2 separate regions of the Homo sapiens genome follow, and region 2 is linked to region 1. A link is an interaction called in ENCODE POLR2A ChIA-PET data of the cell type or tissue named here. Cell type or tissue: K562. All regions are shown on one strand. Each heading gives the region's core, and the rest is flanking DNA. Links, peaks and the distances in the headings are about the cores only.

Region 1 (12,044 bases), core at 3,453-5,952:
CTCAGGAGGCTGAGGTGGGAGGATAGCTTGAGCCCAGGAGTTCTGGGCTGTAGTGCGCTATGCCGATCGGGTGTCCGCACTAAGTTCGGCATCAATATGGCGACCTCCTGGGAGTGGGGGACCACCAGGTTGCCTAAGGAGGGGTGAACCAGCCCAGGTCAGAAAAAAGAACTATGTTAAATCTACTCTGTGATCTATCAGTGAAGTAATAAAGCTTGAATGACAGCACATCTGTTTACAGCATGGTTTACTGACTATTTTAAGCCCATTGTTGATAACTACTGCTCAGAAAAAAAGATTCCTTTCACAATATTACCACTCATTGACAATAGACCTGGTCACACAAAAACTCTGATGGAGATGTACAAGGAGATTAATGTTTTCATGGCTGGTAACACAACATCCATTCTGCAGCCCATAAATCAAGGAGTAATTTTGAATTTCTAGTCTTATTATTTAAGAAGTACATTTTGTAAGGTTATAGCTGCCATAAATAGTGATTCCTCCAAAGGATCTGGATAAAGTAAATTACAAACTTTCTGGAAAGGAGTCTCCATTCTAGATGCCAATATCAACACTCATGGTTAATGGGAGGAAGCCAAAATATCAATATTAACAGAAGTTCGGAAGAAGTTGATCCCAACCCTTATGGATGACAGGGGTTCAAGACTTAGTGGAGAAACTGCCGATGTGGTGGAAGTAGCAAGAGAACTAGAATGAAAATGGAGCGTTAATAGGTGATTGAACTGCTACAATCTCATGTTCAAACTTGAATAGATGAGGAGTTGCTTCTTACGGATAAGCAAATAAAGCGATTTCTTGAGATGGAAGATGACTGTGAACAATGTTGAAATGACAACAAAGGATTTGGGATATTGCATAAATTTAGTTGATAAAGCAGCAGGACAGTTTGGGAAGGATTACTCTGATTTTGAAAGAAGGTCTAGTGTGGGAAAAATGCTATCAAATAGTATCACATACTACAGAGAAATCTTTTATGAAAGGAAGAGTCAATCAATGTGGAAAACTTGATTTTTTCTTATGTGAAGAAATTGCCACAGCTGCCCCAGCATTCAATGACTTCTTCCCTAAACAGCAACAGTCTTCAGTGTGAAGGCAAAACCCTCCACCAGCAAAAAGATGACTCGCTGAAGGCTCAGGGGATTGTTGGCATTTTGTAGCAATATAGTATTTTTAAGTTAAGAATATGTACGTTGGTTTTTGATATAATGCTGTTGCCCACTGAATAGACTACAGTACAGTGTAAACTTTATATGCACTGGGAAACCAAAGACTCCATATGACTTGCTTTATTGTGACATTTGCTTTATTGCTGTGCTCTGGAATCAGACCTGCAATATCTCTGAGGTATGCCTGTATTTACTATACACACACACACACACACACACACACCAGAGAAAGCCCATTATCTATAGTTCATTAAAAGTTCCAATAATTCAGTAAGAAAACTATAAATAGCCTTGGGCACAAAAATGATAAAGAATTCAAAGAGGCTACTCACAGAAATGCAAATTAGGGCAGATACTTAAATTTACTAATTCGTCTTTTTCATCATCTGTAAAATGTGGACAATAATCACACCCACTTTATAGAGATGTTAAGGTTTAAATTAGTGATTTCATATAACGTGCTTAAAACTATCCCTGACACATAAAAACATTCAATAAACATTAGTCAGTAGCAGTAATAGTAGCGGTGGTGGTGGTAGCAGCAGCAATAATTTAAAAAACATACAAGTAAAATAAGGAGGCAGGCTGGGCAACATGGTAAAACCTCATCTCTACAAAAAATACAAAAAGTAGCCGGGTGTGATGGCATGCGCCACTAGTCCCAGCTACTCAGTAGGCTGAGGAGGAAGAATCACTTGAGCCCGGGAAGCAGAGGTCGCAGAGAGCCAAGACTGCACCACTGCACTCCAGCCTGGGCAACAGAATGAGACTCTGTCTCAATAAATAAATAAAAATTGGCTGGGCACAGTAGCTTGCGCCTGTAATCCCAGCACTTTGGGAGGCTGAGGCGGGCAGATTGACTGAGCTCAAGAGTTTGAGACCAGCCTGGGCAACACGGTGAAACCCCAACTCTACTAAAATATGAAAAAAGTAGCCAGCCATGGTGGCGTGCGCCTGTAGTCCAGCTACTGGGGAGGCTGAGGCAGGAGAATTGCTTGAACACCTGGGAAATGGAGGTTGCAGTGAGCCCAGATCATGCCACTGCACTCCAGCCTGGGCAACAGAGCAAGACTCCATCTCAAAATAAGTAAGTAAGTAAGTAAGTAAATAAATAAATAAATAAATAAATAAAAGGAGGTACTATCTAGCATGAGCAGCAACTGCAAAAAGACTAATGTTACCTAGTGTTGGAAAAAGTATGAGAAAACAGGCAACTCTCTACACTTGTGGTGGGAATATAAATTTGTTCAGCCTTTTTGGAGGGTAATTTGGACCTATCTAATCTATCAGCATTTTAATATACATGCCCTGTGATATAAAAATTCAACGCTTAGAAATGCAGCCTACAGAAATACACACAAGCACAAAAACTTATGTACATAGATATCCAATGTAGCACTGTTCATAATAGCAATAGTTAAAATGAAAAATGACAGAAATGACCATCAAATGGGAATAACTAAACACATTCTGGCATATCTATATAACGAGTGGCAGCGCAGCTATTACAAAGAATAATGAGCAACAATATATACAGATAGGGAATTACGTCTCTGGAAATACTAAGCAAAAGGGCAAGCCACGATGTGCACTTTTGTATTTTTGAATCATTTTTACTTTTATATAAATAAAATATAGATTTGCAAATGATTATAAAAAGGAAAGGCCAAGCTGTGATTGTGGTTATCTCTGGGAAGGAAGCAAGATCAAGAGGGAATGAAGAAAGTATTTTCATTTTCACTCCACTTCCTTATATATTTTTTATTTTAAAAAAATAATAAGCAGGTACTAAAAACAAGTATTTTCTTACAAAAAAAAAAAGGTAACAAACAAATTCAGTGTTTCACACCAGAGTCATGGAACTGGACACCTGGGTGGGTGAATGACAGTGTCCATATGCTCCATAAGTGGCTAGCAGTACTCCCTCCCCTGCAGGTACGCTCTAGAGAGGAGACCACAGCTGGAAGGTACTAATGGGATCATTCAATGCCTTTACTCTGACACAGCTAATAACCTTCTGATCGAGAACACAGGCAATAACCAATTTCTGCAACTGTCCACTTGGCAGTTATACTTCTCAGGGTAAGTATTAAGTTCACAGTCTAGTTTGTCCGCCTTTAGAACTCTGATTAACACAAAGCCGCCCTCCAGATCAGTAAATCAGAATTCCTAATCCTGCACAGTTTAGGGCTAGACCTACTCCTATTGAGATCTCCCTAGGGTGCAAAAATTGCAAGAGACCTACCTTAGCTAAAACAGACAGCCAACTGGCTGGCCATTTTAACAGTTATTTGCATATTATAAGAAATAAAAAGCAAGACTTAAAAGAGCTCAACACTTGCCACTTGTTACTGTCGAATGTGATAATGCATCTCTAGTTCCATCTGACAAATATTTACAAAACTCGACTATATGGACAGCGCTGCTCTATTCCCATTTCTTTCACTCCACAAGTCAGATGGGAGGCCCACACGTCGGTCCCCAGTGCTGGATTTGGAAAAGAAGACAGTGGTTTAGTCACGCTAGACCTCCAGAGGTGGCTGTTGTTTGAGGGCCACCCCTTGTCTACCCTGACTACATAGAGCAGTGAAAAGTCAAGGGATTAGAGAAGCTGATCCTTACACTCTAGAGCAAGGCAGGAAGCAAGAAGTGAGGACTGCTTGCCTTCCTCCCCCAGCCTCTATAATAGAACCAACCACAAATGGCAAACTTAAAACTGTCACTGTAACCAGAACTTGTTTTGGCTGTAGGTAGACAGAAAGAGAGAGGAAATGCCCACCGATGGTCAGAGAGATATTTTTCGAATAGAACCACCAAGACGAACCTGGACTATATATAACAGAACCTGGTAATCTTTCATATGCATTTTCAAGACACAGGTTTTCTTCAAAAGGAACTACCAAACCGTCCCAAACACCCCTTTTAACATGGCTGTAATTAATTAGTGTTTGTGAATTAAATGACAGCTGTTAAATGGACAGGTTATATGCCTTATAAGCATATCCAGGCTTTGGGCTAGTGCAGAAATAAAAGTATTTCTGCCAGTCTGATCTGGGCCTTTTTTTTTTTTTTTAAATCCATTATCAGGAAATAAAAATCAAGTAACATCTTTTTAAATTTAAAAGTTTATTTAATTACACTTATTTTTTAAAAAGTTACTAACTTTTAAAACACTTATTTTTATTCAAAGTCATTACTTAAGATTTTGGATTCTATTATTTTGGTTACAATTTACATTATGGTATTCACTCATTCAGACTGTATGTAATCCAAAGCTTTTCACACAAAGAACCGTGGTGTCTATTTAATGCCTTTATTGGTTTTTATAATGAGTTGGGATTGGGGGGAAGACTGTACCAGCATTTATCAAACGGTCACCCTGTGCCCAGCTCCACACTGGACACTTTCCCATAGTCTCTCATTTCATTTACTTTTCACTGTATCTTTAAATACCCAAATTACCAGACATACAAAGGAGAGCTACCATTTCATTTTCAGATAAGCCTTGTCCATCCAGTTGGCAATTTGATTGCAGCTATAAAAATTTTTTAATGATGCCAGGTAAGAAGCCAATAAAAACTGAAGGAATTAAAAGAAAAAATAATTGTCAAACATGCCAGAAGTCTGGAGAAAAGTGGGGAAAGCAACTTCCTTGTATATCAGGCAAGGAAAAGCCTAGGGAAGGCTAAGAATTTCTGTTGCTGAGTCCCGTGTGCTGTGGTGACTTAGGAGGCCTCCCAAAGCCCTCCCATTTAAAGGAGGGGTGGCCAGGCCCAGGAAAGAGATCAAAGGGTACTGCTAGTTTTAAGTGTCTTGGTGTACCTAAGACTATCCTTTGTAAACTCTGATGTTACTAGAATCTCATGATATGAGCAACACCTTATTTGATGTTACCATATAACATTGCAGCCCAGTTACGGCCTGGGTTTCCCCCTACTCCTTTCTTTTCCCAAACACTGATTCACACACAAACTTGGTGCATTGGAATGACGTTGGGGACTTGTTAAGCCATACACCAGTGCTGCTCACCCCCACTTCCACTTCCTGAGTTTCTGACAGTGGGTCTGGAGTACAACCTGAAAACTTTCATTTCTAACAAGTTCCCAAGTAATGCTGCTGGTCCAGCACCACATACTTAGAACCATTTAAAAAATAAAAGAAAAAGAACCCATCAAAGACAAGACCAGGGTATTTATGATGTGGCAAAATCTTCACCAACTATGACACAAACCACACAGAGGCAGGGAATTTTGTCTGTTCTGACACTGCTGTATTCCTGGTACCTAGAATGGTGGCTGGCATATGCTAGGTGCTTAACACCTATCTGCTAAATAAATGGGTCAGCCGGCCCTGTGGTTGAAACTGGGGCCAGCGTGGGTATAGGTGAGCAAGGAAAATAGCTGCAGAAGCACCAGCAACAAAGGGAATGGCTGCTTACTGTTGAACTGTCCTGAAACGGAAGCCCAACTTAATGACAACCACAATAATGATATACATGAGGAAGACAACAAATGTCAGAGTGTTTAGCACATGGCCAGGGACGGAGCCAGCACTTTACAGGCATTATTGCATTCAATCCTTACAGTAACTCTGTGAGGTAAGAACCATGATTTTCCTCATTTAACAGACGAGGAAATGGGGTTTGGAGGGAAAGTGATGTGACCAAATCATCTAACTATGAAGTGGGATTAAAAACCACACTGAGAAGTTGACCCTGAGCAGAAAGTCGCTCTTAAATTACCCAGTTGGGTCAATGATAAATGCAAAACTTCCTTCCCTGAACTGCAGACTTTGATCCTTTCTTCTGCAAGTTAGAGAGGCTTCCAGCAGCCAATTAATATCATGCCTCATCATAAAAAAGACAGGGCTTAGGTGGCCTGCACAGAGCACTACCAAGAGTAGGGGCAGTGGATCCCAGTTCTGGGGTGCCATGGGGTGGTTAGGCATTCCAAAGTTAATCCAGCTATGAGAAATCCGTTGCTTTTAAAATGTATATCATATTTTAAAATTTAAATATGTACTATATATAGAAGAGGCAAACATGATATCCTCTTCTACCCTTTCTTCAAGGTCTAGTTCGGTGGTTCTCAGCTGGGGGTGATTTTGCTTCCCGGGGACATTTGACAGTGTGAAGATAATTTCGATTGTTGTTAACTAGTGGTGCTAATGGCATCTAAGTGGGCGGAGGCCAGGGATCCTGCTAAACTTGCTACAATGCACAGGACAGCCCTCCACCACTGTTAACTGCCCACAAACTATCACCACGGAGAAGTATCTGACCAAAATGTTAAGAGCGCTGAAGTCCTGTTCTAGTTTAAAACTTCCTGAAGCCTCCTTTGTCCCCTCCATCAAGTTTGGATGCCTAAGAAACTTCACTGTTATTTCCTTATGGTCTTCATTGCCCTTTCTTTTCTTAGTTATTGAAGAAAATGTGTCGTCTCCCTGTCTCCAGATGAACTCCTTGAGGGCCAGAAGGACACCTTAGTAGCCTCTGAAACTCCCAGAGTATCAGGAAGTGCATTCTGCACAAAAGCGGGTGTTCAGTAAGAGCCTGTCCAATAGTTTTCCCTGAAGGAGGTAAAAATGCCGAGAGTTCAGATTTGACAAGTACTCAAGAGTTCCTACCACGGGGAGTGGCGGGGGGAGGCAACTAAGGAACACAAAGTACATTTCCTATAAACACTATCTCATTTAATCCTTCCAGCCAGTGAAGGAGAGAGGATCACTATTTTAGGTAACTACAGCTCATGGATGTAATTTATAAAAGGTCACACACGGTAATTGGCAGAGCGTGTTTCTGGAGCCGGATCTTCAAGTCCACACGCCTTCCATACCACACTACTGTGTCACGCATGCATTTCCAAAGCTGAAAACCTTGCCTCCTAGAGACTATTCCCAGAATTGGGAAGTCTGAGATGCTAACAAGGAAAACAGCAACAAGAAAGGTGGGAAACTTTATGTTATTAGTGTGATCGTCACAAGTTCTGCTACCCAACATAGCGACAAAATTAGCCAACAAAAGGGGTGTTGCAAATTGGGTTTAAACACAAGTAACATATCAAAAGTCAATTATAGAGATACTTAGAATTTACACGGCTCTTTCCTAGACAGGAGTATTCAAAGGCTCATATGTTTAAACTTTAGAATGCTAGAGCTTAAGAAAATAAATTCAAGATTTTTTTTTTTTAATGAGAAAAATCAGAGAGTGTAGGAAATCATGGCAAAAAGAGCTATCTTGGTTCAGGACATGACTATGTGACCTGTCTGGATGCACAGTACTTTCCAGCTGGCTCTTTGCTTTGTGAGGTTGCAAACTGTGGGCTTTCTCACAGCAGCTAGGAGACGGGGTAAAGCATGTAATAAATAACATCTGATGGCTCGTCTCTGCGAGCCCTGACAGCATCGATCCCCAAAAATCAACCTGATGAATTTGTCTCGTTTTCATATTACAGAGGAAGAAGTGAAAATGATGAAAGGTTTTTGTGGCACCATGTTAAATTTCTTTTATTTGTAAGCTAGGGAGACCAGGTCTTGGCCTGCTATTGTTCATCAAGACTTCCACTATAACCTCTATGCCAAAGTCCCACTTCCGGTGCTCAGCCTTAGCCCCTCAGAAAACGGGATGGCCCATGGAGTCACTCACAACCACCCCATCCATTCTGACTAATCATGCCTTCCACACAGTGCACACCCCAGACAGAGGAGAAGCTTGGCCTCACCCATTCTTCCAGCCCCTGGAGTTAAATATTTGGGAGTCAAAGGTCTTGTATTTCTTTTCTCCCTTAATCTGCCCTTCACTTCCACCTGCCTTTTCACACCATCATTGTTGCCATCCTGCTTCCAGACTCATCAACTCAATAGCGCCCGTACTCTAAATGGTGTGCTCTGGTCCTCGTATTCACATTTCTCGCTCTGTCCACTTGGTTAGCTGTGTTTCAGGCAGGTCCAGACCAGACAGAATGAAAAGCCTTCCTACTGTTAAGGCAGAAAAACCACTCAAGGGTACCCAGCTGGTGCTGGTGCCTGGCGTCTAGCCACCAAGCCCACTTTGACCTCCTGAGCTCGGATTCTCAACCGCTTGAGAATCCAAGAAACCACTTCTTGTTTCACATCTTTTAAGTTTTGGGAGACCCATCTTTGTATGGTTTGCCTGGGCTACAACCTGGGAGTCTGCAAGTTTTGGAACCACGAGAGCAGGTATGAGGCTTGGGGCCCTGGGGTCTTTCCAAACGAGGAAGAGCTGAGATAAGCATTATGTGAATGGATGTGGCAGAAGGCTCCTGCCTTCACCTGGACAATCTAGTTTCAGTAACTTTTCCCTGTGCTCAACTAGCCGTGCTTCCAGAATGTTTCATCAGAAGATCTTAGGGCTTCTGACAGAGGATAGGGATGGAGCCTGGGAATCTGAATCTGTAACAAGTGCTACAGGCAATCAGGTAAACTTGAAAAACACTGGATTATTTCTTTTTGACAGGTATCTTGGATTTTTACTACTTAATACAATGCCAGAGACCACAGAGGATAAATACTAGGAATAAGCTGAGACTATGGAGCCAGGCTCCTTGGGTTTAATTTCAGTTGCCCCACTTATTAATGGGGCCCAGAGCCAGGCCATTAACCCCTGGCTGTCTGCTTCCCTGTGTAGAACAAGGATGATAATAATACCCACTTCATAGGTTGTTATGTGGATAATGTGCTAATGCGAGTAAAGCACTTAGTTTAGTGCCCTCGATACATGCGGGCACTCGATAAACATTAGCTATTATTATCCCATAGACCAGAGACTGCTGAGTGGCAGCCCTTAAGCCAAATCTGGCCTAGAGACCTATTTTGTTTGGCCTGCGCAATTTCCTTTTAAATTCAGCCAACATTTTAAAACTGGTAGATTTCTGGCATTTTGAGAAGGTTGAAGACCTGGCAAAACACAAGGCCTGCCATCCCCTCTGGCACCCACTGCCTGTGACCAGGTCCCAAGGCCCCCTTTTGATAGTACGTTTCTTCTTTATTCGTGAACAATCCCCACACCACTCAAACTTCCCACCCCCAATCTACTCCCCGCCCAGCCCTTGTAGAAAGGCAACTCCAATTCTAGATCAGTTTTGCCAACACATCCAACCTTCGGTCCTGTTATCTCCCCATACTGATGACTCTAGTCCAAATGCTGCCTCCTGACGCCAATCTTTCTGCCTGCCTGCCTTTGACTTATGTCTCCCCGCCAGAAAGGGCCTCCCCAATCTTCCCTTTCCACCAAGCCCAGTGGTTCCAACTGAGCACATTAAAAAAAGAAAAAAAATCCATGTCTTAATCTCACCTCTAGACATTCTGATTGGTCTGGGTGGGGCCTAGGTATCAGTATTTTTAAAAAGCGCCCTGGGAGATTCACATGTGTGCCCTAATGTACTCCAAGATTGACAACCGTGGCCTCCCCATCTCACGGCCCAGCTGGAGTCTGGTGACTCTCACCTGTTCCTCTGGCACTTTCTGTCGACACCACACAACTGAGGACTAGATGAGTCTTGTTTTCTCCCTACCGCCTGTTTAGTCTTGCTTGCAGATCAACTTGTGTTTAAAGCTTGTCTCCTCAACAGACTGTAAACTCAAGAGTGGGCGGATCACACCTCATACTTCTTTTGTATCCCCAATAGGACTAATGGGGTACCAAGCACATGGAAGGTGTCTAATGAAAATGCCTCTTCTCAGGTAGCTGAGCCTATAGTGTAGTGGGCACTGCAGGGACCACATGATGAAAAAGCAAGCCAGACCGATTTCTTGGAGCTTACAGGTTTGGAGGAGGAGTAAGTCATGAACATGCAAGATTAGGCTACGAGGCAGACCATGAGGTGTTACAGGAAAGAAGCAGTAACCCAAGGGAAGGGAGAGGCCCAAGCCCCTGGGAAACTGGGGGAGGCTGTGCCTACGCCTTCCCTTGATGTGGGCCTCAATGGGCCAGTGGGAGGAGGGCAACAAAAGGAGTAAGGTGGAGAGGGAGAAGCTACGAGCAAACACACCAGAGGGAAATCTGCGGTGCCTGCAGCACCACACTGTCGCAGCAGCCGAGTGCAGAGGAATGGGAAGCAAGACCGAAAAGGCAAGATTTCACCATCCCTTGATGGCAGGAAAAGGTGGTAATTAATTTGGTAAGTCCGGGAAGCAGCCACTGAAGGTGGCAAGTCTGCTTCCTTCTAAGAGCCAGGCAGAGGGCAAGGCGAAGGGGAAGGGGTAGGAATAGATCTAACATAAAAAAGGAGGGGTGAGGAGATGAGAAGGGAAAAGGGAGGCCTAGAGGCAGGTTCCATTGCCTCTGGAGAGCAAGACAACCCCCCGCCCTGCCTTGATATACACACACTGGCAGGGGCTCCGAGTCTGGCAGGGCCCAGCAGCTCAGACACCCTGATTCTTGCCATTCAGTCTTAAGCCATGGTTTACTGTACAGGATTGAAATTATGTTAATAGTGTCATTCATGCTAGTAGTGTCACTTTATTAATACATTTAATCACAGAAATAAAGGTTTTATTCATGACACTATCACTACTGATAGCACTACTACAAGAAGCTTATTCTTCAGTTCTTTTTCCCAAGTCAATGGGCAGCTTATAAAGAAATACAAAGACCCTAGACCCTAAAGACTGCATTAGGCGAGAGCCATTCCACGGTTTACTTCTCCTTCCCATCATCACCATTTTTAGAGAGGTGCAATGGGGTGAAATGAACACTAAGGGCTAGTTAAGAAAATAGATCAGGCCAGGAACAGTGGCTCATGCCTACAATCCCAGCACGTTGTGAGGCCGAGGCGGGCAGATCACCTGAGGTCAGGAGTTCGAGACCAGCCTGACCAACATGGTGAAACCCCGTCCCTACTAAAAATACAAATAAAATTAGCTGGGCGTGGTGGCGCACACCTGTAATCCCAGTTACGGGGGAGGCTGAGGCAGGAGAATCGGCTGAACCCAGGAGGCAGAGGTTGCGGTGAGCCAAGATTGCACCATTGCATTTCAGCCTGGGCAACGGAACAAGACTTGGTCTCAAAACAAAAACAAACCAAGAAAATGGATCACAAAAGGACAGCCCATGAGATGCCTGTGGAAGGAAGGGCAATTATACCATGTTTCTACTTAACACATAATCCTTCCTACGTGCCAGACACTGGTCTAAGCACTTTACAAATAAGAACTCATTGCAACTTCCTAACCCCATAAGGTAGGTACTATCATTCCTCCCAATTTACAGATGAGGAAATGAAAACATAGAGGCCAAGTTTCTTGCCCAAAGTCACAGGGCTAGTGAGCAGAGCCAGAACAAGAACACAGGCACTCTGGCTCCAGGCTAAGTGGCCTGACCTTATACTCAGCTGCCCCTCACTATGCCTTTTAGGACAGGGTGCAGGTTATAAACACATGAGCCTCCTTCTCTCCAAGGGACTGCCAGATGCAGAAAGGCACACAGGAGATAGTGTGGGCCTCAGGGATGCTGCTCTGGTTATGTATCAGAAATGGAGCCCCCAAAGCATCAGAAATGGGGAAGAGCAGAGTGGAACGAAATATACAGACCCTGAGTTCACTGCCCATCATTCTCAGAGTCCAGAGCTACCACCCTTCAGGATCATAAAAACTAGAGCAGGCAGAAGCTCTCCTCAGCAGAAAGTCAAGAGGCATTCAAATCCTCCACTCTCTAAGACAAACTCTACTCGCCAAAAAACTTTCCAGAGGAAATCAGCTTCACTGATTACTACTCTCATCAGTTGGTACTTAATGCTCACTGGCTGTTAGACCGTATCTACACTGGGCACCTTTCTGGTTTGTGGATTACAGATAAGCCATATATCGCTGCCCCTAACGAGTCAGTGCACTACAGCC
Region 2 (12,044 bases), core at 4,074-6,573, 100 kb before region 1:
GAGAAGTGATTTGATACTGGACATATGGAAAGACAAAGCCCATAAAATGTCTTGTAGATTGGAATTGAGGTAGGAGGGCAAAAAAGACATAAAAGATGACTTTAAATGTTCTGGCCTGGACAAGAAGAATGAAATTGCCATCCATGGAGATGGAAAAGATTGCAGGTGGAGCAGGTTTGGGAGTAGAAATGGAGGTGATCAGGAGTTCAGTGTTTTTAAGTTTTAAATTTTCTTTAACCTTTCATTTTGAAATAATTTCAGATTTTAAGTGGCAAAAGTATTCCAATTAATTCATGTATAGCCTTCACCCACCTTCCCCAGGTGCTAATTTTTTTTTTATTATTATACTTTAAGTTCTAGGGTACATGTACACAATGTGCAGGTTTGTTATATATGTATACATGTGCCGTGTTGGTGTGCTGCACCCATCAAATCATCATTTACATTAGGTATTTCTCCTAATGCTATCCCTCCCCCTCCCCTCACCCCACTACAGGCCCCAGTGTGTGATGTTCCCCACCCCATGTCCAAGTGTTCTCATTGTTCAGTTCCCACCTGTGAGTGAGAACATGTGGTGTTTGGTTTTCTGTCCTTGAGATAGTTTGCTCAGAATGATGGTTTGCAGCTTCATCCATGTCCCTACAAAAGACATGAACTCATCCTTTTTTATGGCTGCATAGTATTCCGTGGTGTATATGTGCCACATTTTCTTAATCCAGCCTATCATTGATGGACATTTGGGTTGGTTCCAAGTCTTTGCTATCGTGAATAGTGCCTTTATACATACGTGTGCATGTGTCTTTATAGTAGCATGATTTATAATCCTTTGGGTGTACACCTAGTAATGGGATAGCTGGGTCAAATGGTATTTCTAGTTTTAGATCCTTGAGGAATCACCGCACTGTCTTCCACAATGGTTGAACTAGTTTACACTCCCACCAACAGTGTAAAAGTGTTCCTGTTTGTCCACATCCTCTCCAGCACCCAGGTGCTAACACTTTATAGAACCAAATTACAATTATCAATACCAAGAAATTAACATTGACATGATACTACTTGGGCTTTGTCTTTCATGCTCTCTGTTAGCTACATCTCTCCCTGGAATTTTTCCAATTATTTTCTTACAAGTGATAAATCTGTAGAAGAAATTCAGGGACTTGCAGTTCCACTAACAGCAACTCTCTTTGAGAGTGAGTGGTGAGGCTGGGCACAGTGGCTCATGCCTGTAATCCCAGTGCTTTGGGAGGCCAAGGCGGGCGGATCACCTGAGGTTGGGAGTTCAAGACCAGCCTGGCCAACACGGTGAAACCCCGTCTCTACTAAAAATACAAAAATGAGCTGGGCGTGGTAGCCGGCACCTGTAAGCCCAGCTACTCAGGAGGCTGAGGCAGGAGAATCGCTTGAACCTGGGGGGCAGAGGTTGCCATGAGCCGAGATTATGCCACTGCACTCCAGCCTGGGCAATAGACAGAGTGAGACTCCGTCTCAAAAAAAAAAAAAAAAAAAAAAAAAAAAAAAAAAAAAACAGAGAGAGAGAGTGAGTGGTGAGAATACCAAAGGCCAAGGAGGGTTTTGCTAGTGAGAAACTGTCAAAGAACAGAACAGAACTCCTGCAGCAGTCAGTTTTATGAGAATTTATTCCCTGAACCTACAGAAAAGGCAGATTTAAATTGTAACAGCTGGGAGGGGAGGAAGTAGAAGGAAGTATTCCATTTGGTTTGTTTGCTTATTCTAAATTTCTCGAAGGCCTCCTTGGGGGTTGTTGTCTATTCAACAGGAAAGTAAAAGCAGAGATCAAAAGTCAAAGCAAGCCAGAACAGAATAAAGGAAGCAAGGCTTTTTGTCTTATGCTTTGTTGTGTTCTTATATTTGCCCTCTATAATTTCTCAATGATGATTGGTAGGGAGACAGAAAAAAATGTTTAGTTTAGTAAAAAGGCACTCAGTGAATTGTTACAGCATTTCTTTTCAAAGCATGTATTTAATTATGTTAGGTATAAATATGGGCAGAATTCATATCCAAAATGAATTTGCTTGGAGCAAAACGACTCCCTGAAGTCGATTTGTTTTCATATAATTATGATGTATTATTAGATAAATGACATATGGAAGTATATTTAATTGATTGCTGATTATCTTAGCTAATGGAGGGAAACAATGGTGTGGTTAATCCAAAATAATCTAAAGTCATTTTGATTTGATTTTGAAAAAAAATTGCTTTACATTTAGCAACAAATTGGGTATTTTTAACATTCTAAGATTTTTTATATCTTCAAATAAAGCAATGAAAACATACTGAGTAAAAATATATTCAGCTCATAGCCTGGCCCTGCACATATTAAACTGGCAATAAATACACGGTAATTAATAGCCAGAGAGTTTCATAGCTTCCTTATCTATCTTCTAGCAACTGTGCCAGTCATTTTTCCTCATTCAGGAGACCCTCTTCTTACCTATGCTAATGGGCACAGGCTATCTCAGCCTCTGCTAGTGGGCATGTGACTAAGTCTAGCTGAATCAGAGCCTGGTACTCCTCTGGCTACAGTTATAGATTTCATGAGTACCTGTAACCTTGTACATTTACTCATGGACAGGATATTGTATCTTCCCTGGCAATAGTTTCATGGAAGAGTACATGGTAACAGCTGTGAGTCTCCAGCTATCATTTTACAAAATACGGTCATGCCTTTCTGGCCCTAGTTGATCTATCTAGAGTAGATCTCCACCAAATCAAGCCAATCATAGCTCTTTCCCCCATGAATTAGAAACTAAGGCTAAGAGATTCCAGTATCACCTTTGACATCACTTTAACAGGAGTTGCAAGTTAGGAAGCTTCCACGTTACTGTGTGAGAACAGAAAGTTATTCTAGAGAGGGAGAAAAAGACAAGAAAGAAGCAGTCAGACAGAGAGAAATAGAGACGAAAACTGAAGACAGAAGTACTGATTCTGATCCTTTAAAGGCCAGCCTACATTCTTAATCCTTGGTTCCCTAAGGGTACAAATTTGAATTTTCATATTAATTTTTTTGAAGCTAGCTCCTGTTGGATTCTCATTGTCAATCAAGAGTCTTTACTAATTCTGCATTCCCTAGAGATAGTAGCAGGGAAGGCGATGAATGTATTAATCCAGGGGTGGGAATTTGTAGGGCAGGTAGAGTAGAAAGAGAGGAGGGGAAGGCAACTGAAGGTATGGGTGGGAACACAGTTGAAGCGGCTAGAAATGAAGGTCAAGTTGGATTGAGAAGAAAGAAAATCAGCCAGGCATGGTGACTCACTCATGCCTGTAATCCCAGCACTTTGGGAGGCTGAGGCTCAAGTGATTTACTTGAACCCAGGAGTTAAAGACAAGCCTGGGCAACACAGGGGACCCTGACTCTATAAAAAAAAATTAAAAAATTAAATTAGCCGGGTGTGGTGGCACACACCTGTAATTCCAGCTACTTGGGAGGCTGAGGCAGGAGGATCACTTGAGCCTGGGACATTGAGGTTAGCGTGAGCCATGATTGCACCACTGCACTCCAGCTTGGGTGACATAGAGCAAGACCCTGTCTCAAAAAAAAAGAAAGAGAACCCAAAATGGGATAAACCCAACTAGAAGAAAGGACAGCGCTGAGGCTGGAGAAGGTTAGGTGAATCTGCTGCCTTGTGAGTCAGAATGACGGGAAGGAAAGGAGGCTGTGTTCTGAGAGTAAGTTGTCAAAAGTAGAGGAGTCCTGAATTATAACAAGGTCGAGGATGTGGCTGGGAGAGTGGCCTGTTGAAAGAAAGTAATAATTGGAATACAGGTTAGGGAACTCTCAGGCTAAGAAGTGGAATGTATAAGTTACCTAGGAAAGTGGTAGAAGTTAGGCAGAGAAGAATGTGAACCAGATGTCAAAACCTCAGTGGATATGTGTTTGTTAGAAATGTAAGCTATTGATACAATCAAAATTATATTGGAGATTTTAATTCTTCAGTGTCAATAATGAGAATCTGAGTGGATAAAGTATTGTGTAAAAGGTCCTGACATGTTCAAATATAGACTTAATTGATATTCAGAATAAATTAAATAAGGTAGATTTATATTGTATTTATAATGCATACAAAATGTGCTCTGTAAAGTAGTATAGAGATTATGGAATACAGTATGGAGGTTCCTCAGAAAACTAAATATAGAACTACCATATAATCCAGCAATCCCACTGCTGGGTATATATCCAAAAGAAAGGAAATCGGTATATCAAATAGACATTTGTTGGTACTCCCATGTTTACTGCACCACTCTTCGCAATATCTAAGGTATGAAATCAATCTAAGTGTCGATCAGAAGATGGATAGGTAAAGAAAATGTGGTCCATATATAAAATGGAATATTATTTAGCCATTAAAAAAAAGAATGAAATCCTGTTATTTGCAGCAACATAGATGGAACTAGTAGTCACCATGGTAAGTGAAATAAGCTCAGCACAGAAAGACAAATGTTCTCACTCATATATGAGAGCTAAAAAAGTGGATCTTTTGGAGGTAGAGAGTAGAATGATTGTTACCAGAGGCTGGGAAGAGGAGGAGGTTGCAGGGGATGATGAGGAGCCGGTTAATGGGTAGCACAAGAATACAGTTAGGGCTAGGCGCAGTGGCTTACGCCTGCAAACCCAACATTTTGGGAGGCCGAGGCAGGTGGATCATTTGAGATCAGGAGTTTGAGACCAGCCTGGCCAGCATGGTGAGACCCCTGTCTCTACTAAAAATACTAAAATTAGCCGGCTGGATGGTAGTGGTATACACCTATAATCCCAACTACTTGGGAGGCTGAGGCAGGAGAATCGCCTGAGCTTGGGAGGCAGAGGTTGCAGTGACCCAAGATTGTGCCACCGCACTCCAGCCTGGGTGAAAGAGTGAGACCCTGTCTCAAAAAATAAAAAATACAGTTAGATAGAAGGAATAAGTTATATTATTCAATAGTACAGTTGGAAGATTATAGTTAAAAATAATTCATTGTATATTTAAAAATAGCTAGAAGAAAAAAATATGTTTCCAACATGAAGAAAAGATAAACGTTTATGGTGGTATATATCCCAATTACCCTGCTTATCATTATACATTGTAAACAGGTATCAAAATATCACATGTACCCCAAAAATCTGTACAACTATTATATATCAATTTTAAATTTAGATTTTAAATTTAAATTACTCAGTTGTGATTAAAAACAGAAATTAATTTTAAAAATAAAATAAAAACTAATTACTTACATGAAAAGTTCATTCTTCTAAAAAATAGACTTATCTGGCTGGGGGCGGTGGGTCACGCCTGTAATCCCAGCACTTTGGGATGCCGAGGTGGGCAGATCACCTAAGGTCAGGAGTTCGTGACCAGCCTGACCAATATGGTAAAACCCCGTCTCTACTAAAAATACAAAAAATTAGCCAGGTGTTGTGGCAGGTACCTGTAGTCCCAGCTACTAGGGAGACTGAGGCAGGAGAATCGCTTGAACCCGGGAGGCAGAGGTTGCAGTGATCTGAGATAGCGCCACTGCACTCCAGCCTCAGCAACAGAGTGAGACTCTGTCTCAAAAAAAAAAAAAAAGTACTTAATGCCACTGAAATGTACAGTTAAAAATAGTTAAAATGGTAAAATTCAAGTTGTGCATATCTTACCAAAATAAAAAAGATTTAAAATTTAAATATTAATATAAAATTAAATGAGTTTAGTTTAATCCTTGAACAACTAATATTGTTACAACAATGTAATAGAGAAATTATAAATTATCAAATGCTATTTAGTTGTATACAATGTATCTATTTTTGAATAAATAATAGATTTACATGGTACAAAACAATGCATCAGGAAGAGTAAATCTCCCCTTGATCTACCCAGTTCCCAGAGACAACCCTGTTACCTACCAGAGCTAATATATATATTTACTCCAATTACTATATGTAACACTGTATGCACAATCTTGCAACTTGCTACCAATAGAGTGAATTTCTTTTTTCTTTTTTTTTTTCTGAGACAGCATCTCACTCTGTCACCCAGGCTGGAGTGCAGTGGTATAAACATGGCTCACTGTAGCCTCGACCTCCTGGGCTCAAGTCTCCTCCTGCCCCAATCTCCCTAGTAGCTAGGGCTACAGCTGTGACTCATCATGCCTGGCCAGAGAGTGATTTTTTTTTAATTGATTGATTGATTGAGACGGAGTCTCATTCTGTCTCCCAGGCTGGAGTGCAGTGCTGCGATCTCAGCTCACCGCGCCCACTGCCTCCCAGGTTCCAGCAATTCTCCTGCCTCAGCCTCCCGAGTAGCTGAAATTATGGGAACGCACCACCACACCTGGCTAATTTTTGTAATTTTAGTAGAGACAGGGTTTCACCATGTTGGCCAGGCTGGCCTCGAACTCCTGACCTCAGGTGATCCATCCGCTTTGGCCTCCCAAAGTGCTGGGATTAAAGGTGTGAGCCACCGCACCCGGCCCAGAGTGAACTTCTTAATCAGCTAAAATGGTCCCTTTTCCTCCAGTGGGTAGATTTAAAGTAGACATTGGTAATGATTTCTTTTCCTGAGGTTACATCTCTTGAGCACCAAGAGTGTGGCAAGTGCATTAGAGGTTTAGAGGTGAAACAATCACCAGGTTGAGTCTAGAACTGGACCTCTGGGCCTCTGTTTCTTAGCAGCAGACTCTAAAGTTCCATCCTACTTTTCGAACAGTTAGCTAATGAAATTCATCTCTGCATCTGTCTTGAGGCAATTTAGATGTTCTAGGGTAGGTATACAGGTGAGGCTAATCGGCTCCAGGCCTGCAGTCCAGCCACATTTCTGTAAATGATAATTGCCTACTTTGTCAGCCATAAGTGCCTTCAGGAGGTAGCTGAATGGGACCTATGGGATCAGGAATAATTTAAAAATATTATGCTGGGCGTGGTGGCTCACGCCTGTAATCCCAGCACTTTGGGAGGCCGAGGTGGGAGGATCACCTGAGGTCGGGAGTTCGATACCAGCCTGACCAACATGGAGAAACCCTGTCTCTAATAAAAATACAAAATTAGCTGGGCATGGTGGTACATGCCTGTAATCCTAGCTATTTGGGAGGCTGAGGCAGGAGAATCACTCGAATCTGGGAGGTGGAGGTTGCGGTGAGCCAAGATCACGCCATTGCACTCCAGCCTGGGTAACAAGAAGGAAACCTCATCTCAAAAAAAAAAAAAAAGAAAATTGATGCTAGCTCTTAGATTTCTGATGAGCTACTTTCAATTTAACACTCCTTTTTGGGGCACCATGACATAGGCCATAGGAAACAGCCAACACACTCTAAAATTCTGGCATTGTTGTACTATGTTCTCTAACATTCCATCCTTTGTCAAGAAATGGTCCACGTCCCAAGATAAAATACACGATAGCCATAGTCATTTGACTGAGTGTTTCCATTTCATGTGAAGGGTTAGTAAGATTACCAACATTCAGCCTAGGCCTGAGGGGTGTTTACGTTTCTTTTCTTTTCTTTTTTCTTTTTTTGAGACAGAGTCTTACTCTGTCACCCAGGCTGGAGTGCAGTGGCATGATCTCCGCTCACTACAACCTCCACTTCCCAGGTTCAAGCGATTCTCCTGCATCAGCCTCCCGAGTAGCTGGGATTACAGGTGCGCACCACCATGCCCAGCTAACTTTTTATATTTTTGGTAGAGATGGTGTTTGACCATGTTGGCCAGGCTGGTCTCAAACTCCTGACCTCAAGCGATCCGCCTGCCTTGGTCTCCCAAAGTGCTGGGATTACCGGGGTGAGCTACCACGCCTGGCCTACTTTTCTTAAAACTACCTTTAACTTAGATGATTCTACAATTTAGTGTCTTTTATACCAAATTCTGATATGAATTTCTTATCATTTTTCAAACTTCTTTTTGTTTTTTTGAGATGGAGTCTCACTCTGTCACCCAGGCTGGAGTGTAGTCACGCAATCTCAGTTCACTGCAACCTCTGCTTCCTGGGTTCAACTGATCCTCCCGCCTCAGCCTCCCAAGTTGCTGGGACTACAGGCATGTGCCACCACACCAGGCCTAATTTTAGTATTTTTTAGTAGAGACGGGGTTTCACTATGTTGGCTAGGCTGGTCTCGAACTCCTGACTTCAAGTGATCCACTCACCTCCGCCTCACAAAGTATGGAATTACAGGCATGTGCCACTGTGCCCAGCCTCAAACTTCTTTTTAGTTACAAATAACAGAAAACACTACCAAATTGGCTTATATTAAAAAATATATATGTTATTAGCTTGTGTAGCTTGGTCTTATGATCTTGGTCCAGATTTCACTTCAATCAAGGCTGGTGAAGGAAACCAGAATATTTCACCCCCAAGATATGCCTTTTGGCATACATATTTGTTGTTGTTGTTGTTATTTTATTTTATTTTATTTTTTGAGACAGGATCTTGCAGTGTCACCCAGGCTAGAATGCAGTGGCAAGATCATGGCTCACTGCAGGCTCAACCTCTTAGGCTCAAGCAATCCAGGCTGCTTCAGTAGAATTTTTTGTAAAGACAAGGTCTTGCTTTATTGCCGAGGCTGGTCTCGAACTCCTGGGCTCAAGCTATACTCCTGCCTTAGCCTCCCGAAATGCTGGGATTACAAGCATGAGCCACCACAGCCATCCTGGCATAAATATTTTTAAGCTAGAGACAATTGGGAAGCAATAGTTTATAGAAAAGGTCTGTTTGAGCTGCTCCTTCTTACCTATGGCTGGCCATAAAAATTCCCGTGAAAAAGATGCAGAAGGGATCCTGCCTGTCCTTTCTGCCTAAAGACAGACATGCAGATTATCATCCACTTAGCTCGGAGACTGGCACCAGTGGGCCAGAGGAATCTTGGAGCTGACTTTATTACCTTCCCATAATTTCCCCACCTTTTGGGAGCCTAAAGCTGCTTATTCCTTTGTCTTGTCACTTCTAAATTATTGCTCTTTGTTAGGTATGCTTTCTAAACCAGGACTCTTAGCCACCATTTTGAGAGATACCTTCAAATCGGGATTTCTCCTGCACGGTGGGCACAGCAGGCATTAAAAATAAAAAAATGCTTGTTTTTCTCTTGTTGATCTGTCTTTTGCTACAGAGATGTCCCAGCTATGAACTTATAAAGGTTGAGAAAAGAAATTACATTTTCTCCCCTTCACTGAATTGGGAAGAAGGTTAAATAAAAATATCATCAGGAAGTGTCTCTATTCCTTGTTTCGGGAAGATCGGAGTTATTCTCTGGCTCCATAGCGAAACAAGATGGCTGCCTGCAGCAGCATCTTCCCGGATTCAATTCAATAAAAACATTTTGAAAGATGCCTTTCAACAATCCCAGCAAAAGTCTAATTTTGTTTTATTCATTTGATTGGGTTACATAATTGTTCCTGAACAGATTCATGTGGCCAGAAGAGTGTAATATTCTAATTAGCTGGACTAAGTCACAGGAACTATTTTTTTTCTTTAGATGACAGTTTCATTGAGATGTAATTCACATACCATAAAATCTACCCCGTATGAACTCTTCGAAAGTAGGATATGGAGTGACACCACCTAAAGCACTTGGACTGGCTGGGCGCGGTGGCTCACGCCTGTAATCCGAGCACTTTGGGAAGCTGAGGTGGGTGAGTCATCTGAGGTCAGGAGTTTGAGACCAGCTTGGCTAACATGGTAAAAACCCATCTCTACTAAAAATACAAAAATTAGCCAGGTATGATAGCGCATGCCTGTAATCCCAGCTGCTAGGGAGGCTGAGGCAGAATAGCTTGAACCTGGGGGGCAGAGGTTGCAGTGAGCTGAGATGGCACCACTGCACTCCAGCCTGGGCGACAGAGTGAGACTCCATCTCAAAAGAAAAAATAAATAAATAAGCACTTGGAATGGAAGTTGAGGAGGTGAGGTTTCCCAGAGCAGAATGGGCACCGATATTATTAAAGAAAGGGTGAATGGATACTGGCCCCCAAAACTGAATTTCTAAGGATCTTACCTGAAGGGAACTGTATACTGTGGATTTGTAGAGTTTAGCAATTACTCCCTGTGTTGCCTCCCTGTGAGGTGCAGTTTAAAACAAATTACTCATTGCTTTGCTTTTCTTATTCTATTATCCTCCATATTCATTTTTTTTTCTACAAATGTTGCAAAGTCTTAGTTCAGCCAGGCACAGTGTCTCATGCCTGTAATCCTATCACGTTGGGAGACCGAGGTGGGAGGATCACTTGAGGCCAGGAGTTAGAGACCAGCCTGGGAAGCATGGCAAGACTCTGTCTCTACAAAAAAATTTTAACAATTAGCCAAGCATAGTGGCACACGCCTGTATCCCAGCTACTCAGGAGGATTGCTTGAGCCCAGGAGTTTGAGGCTGCAGCGAGCTATTATCAGGCCACTGCACTCCAGCCTGGGCGACAGAGGGAGAGCCTTTCTCTAAAAAAAGAAAAAGTCTTAGTTCCCAGACTTATATTCACTTCCGTACCTGGCTCTGTGTTTGTGTATAGTAAAATCAAAGTTTTCTGAATTTCCTTATTTAAAAATCACTTTCTTTGTTCAGTCATAGCATTAATTCTCTAGCAATAGCCTGGGAAGGCTGTATGGTTGATTGAGAAATACCTATATTAGGGCTTCCCAATGAGCTCTCTAAGCCATAGCATGGTACACAGGCTCACTTAATGTAGGGTAAAGGTTAAGAGCCCAGACTGGTCATCAGATGGAATCAGATACCACTTAATAATTCAGTAAATTAGGCCAGGCGTGGTGGCTCACGCCTGTAATCCCAACACTTTGGGAGGCCGAGGCTGGTGGATCACGAGGTCGGGAAATCGAGACCATCCTGGCTAACAAGGTGAAACCCTGTCTCTACTAAAAAATACAAAAAATTAGCTGGGCGTGGTGGCAGGAACTTGTAGTCCCAGCTACTAGGGAGGCTGAGGCAGGAGAATGGCGTGAACCCGGGAGGCGGAGCTTGCAGTGAGCCAAGATCGTTCCACTGCACTCCAGCCTGGGCGACAGAGTGGGACTCCATCTCAATAAATAAATAAATAAAATAATAATAATCATTTGGTAAATTAGGCTGGGTGCAGTGGTTCGTGCCTGTAATCCCAGCACTTTGGGAGTCTGAGGTGTGTGGATCACCTGAGGTCAGGAGTTCAAGACCAGCCTGGCCAACATGGTAAAACCCTATCTCTACTAAAAATACAAAAAAATCAGCCAGGCGTGGTGGTGCATGCCTGTAGTCTCAGCTACTTAAGAGGCTGAGGCAGGAGAATCGCTTGAACCCAGAAGGCAGAGGTTGCAGTGAGTAGAGATCATGCCATTGCACTCCAGCCTGGACAGCAGAGTGGGACTCCAGCTCAAAAAAAAAAAAAAAAAAAACAAAAAACAGTAAATTTTGGCAAGTCACTTGAACTCCCTGAACTTCGGTTTGTACATATATTTTTTAAGAGACGGGATCTCACTGTGTTGCCCAGGCTGGAGTGCAGTGGCTATTCCCAGGCATGATTATAGCACAGTACAGCCTCAAACATCTGGGCTCAAGTGATTCTCCTGCCTCAGCATCCCGTGTAGCTGGGACTACAGGTGTGCGCCGCTGTGTCCAGCTTGAACTTTGGCTCCTTATCAGAAAACTGAAACTAAAATTATATCCCAAATGACAGTCATGAGGATTATAAATTAGAAGATACATGTATAAGGAAAGAGAGGAAATAACATTTTCTTGAATTCCTCTTACGATCTAAGAAATGAGTTTAGAAGAAATACTTGAATGTACTTCTTGGAGCTAAGGCCTTAAGAGTCAAGTTCTGGTATCAAAATATCTTCTAGGGAGGATGAATCCTGTTAACTGAAGTCTTTTTGTTTTTCTGAGAGTTGAATAAGGTTTGCATATGCAAAGTTCCACTGGGAGAGCTGGAAGCTGGGTAAATCTGTGAGGGGAGAAAAAAAAAATAAATGACGTTGGGGCTGAAGGGGTACTCGGGTGTGATGGAGCTGGCAGCTATGGGCTTTCAAGGGCTGGTTTTTGGCATTTCTTCCCAACTTCATGTTCAGAGGCATCATGCTGGCAGTGTGAAATCAGTTATGGTG

The links. ChIA-PET counts read pairs that join two places held together with the same protein. Peaks named below come from ENCODE experiments on the same cell type or tissue, not always from the same donor. Only the 100,000 strongest peaks of a DNase experiment are listed, where the experiment ranks them.
Region 2: POLR2A ChIA-PET joins it to region 1 with 6 read pairs; 24 of 35 experiments call an interaction of 5 or more read pairs at or near these places.

The regions. Positions count from the first base shown.
Region 1 is chr6:20,409,808-20,421,851 of GRCh38, reverse strand. All of the region lies in intron 1 of E2F3 (E2F transcription factor 3), which reads right to left. It also overlaps the pseudogene RN7SL128P. Among named protein-coding and RNA genes, the nearest start is that of E2F3, 14 kb to the right of the region's middle. RefSeq lists enhancers at 3,738-3,807, 9,694-10,194, 10,195-10,695. In K562, for the core only: a CTCF peak has its summit at 3,723; DNase peaks (open chromatin) are centred at 3,771 and 4,939.
Region 2 is chr6:20,514,004-20,526,047 of GRCh38, reverse strand. No RefSeq gene overlaps it. Among named protein-coding and RNA genes, the nearest start is that of CDKAL1, 14 kb to the left of the region's middle. In K562, for the core only: no CTCF peak of the experiment used is centred there; no DNase peak of the experiment used is centred there.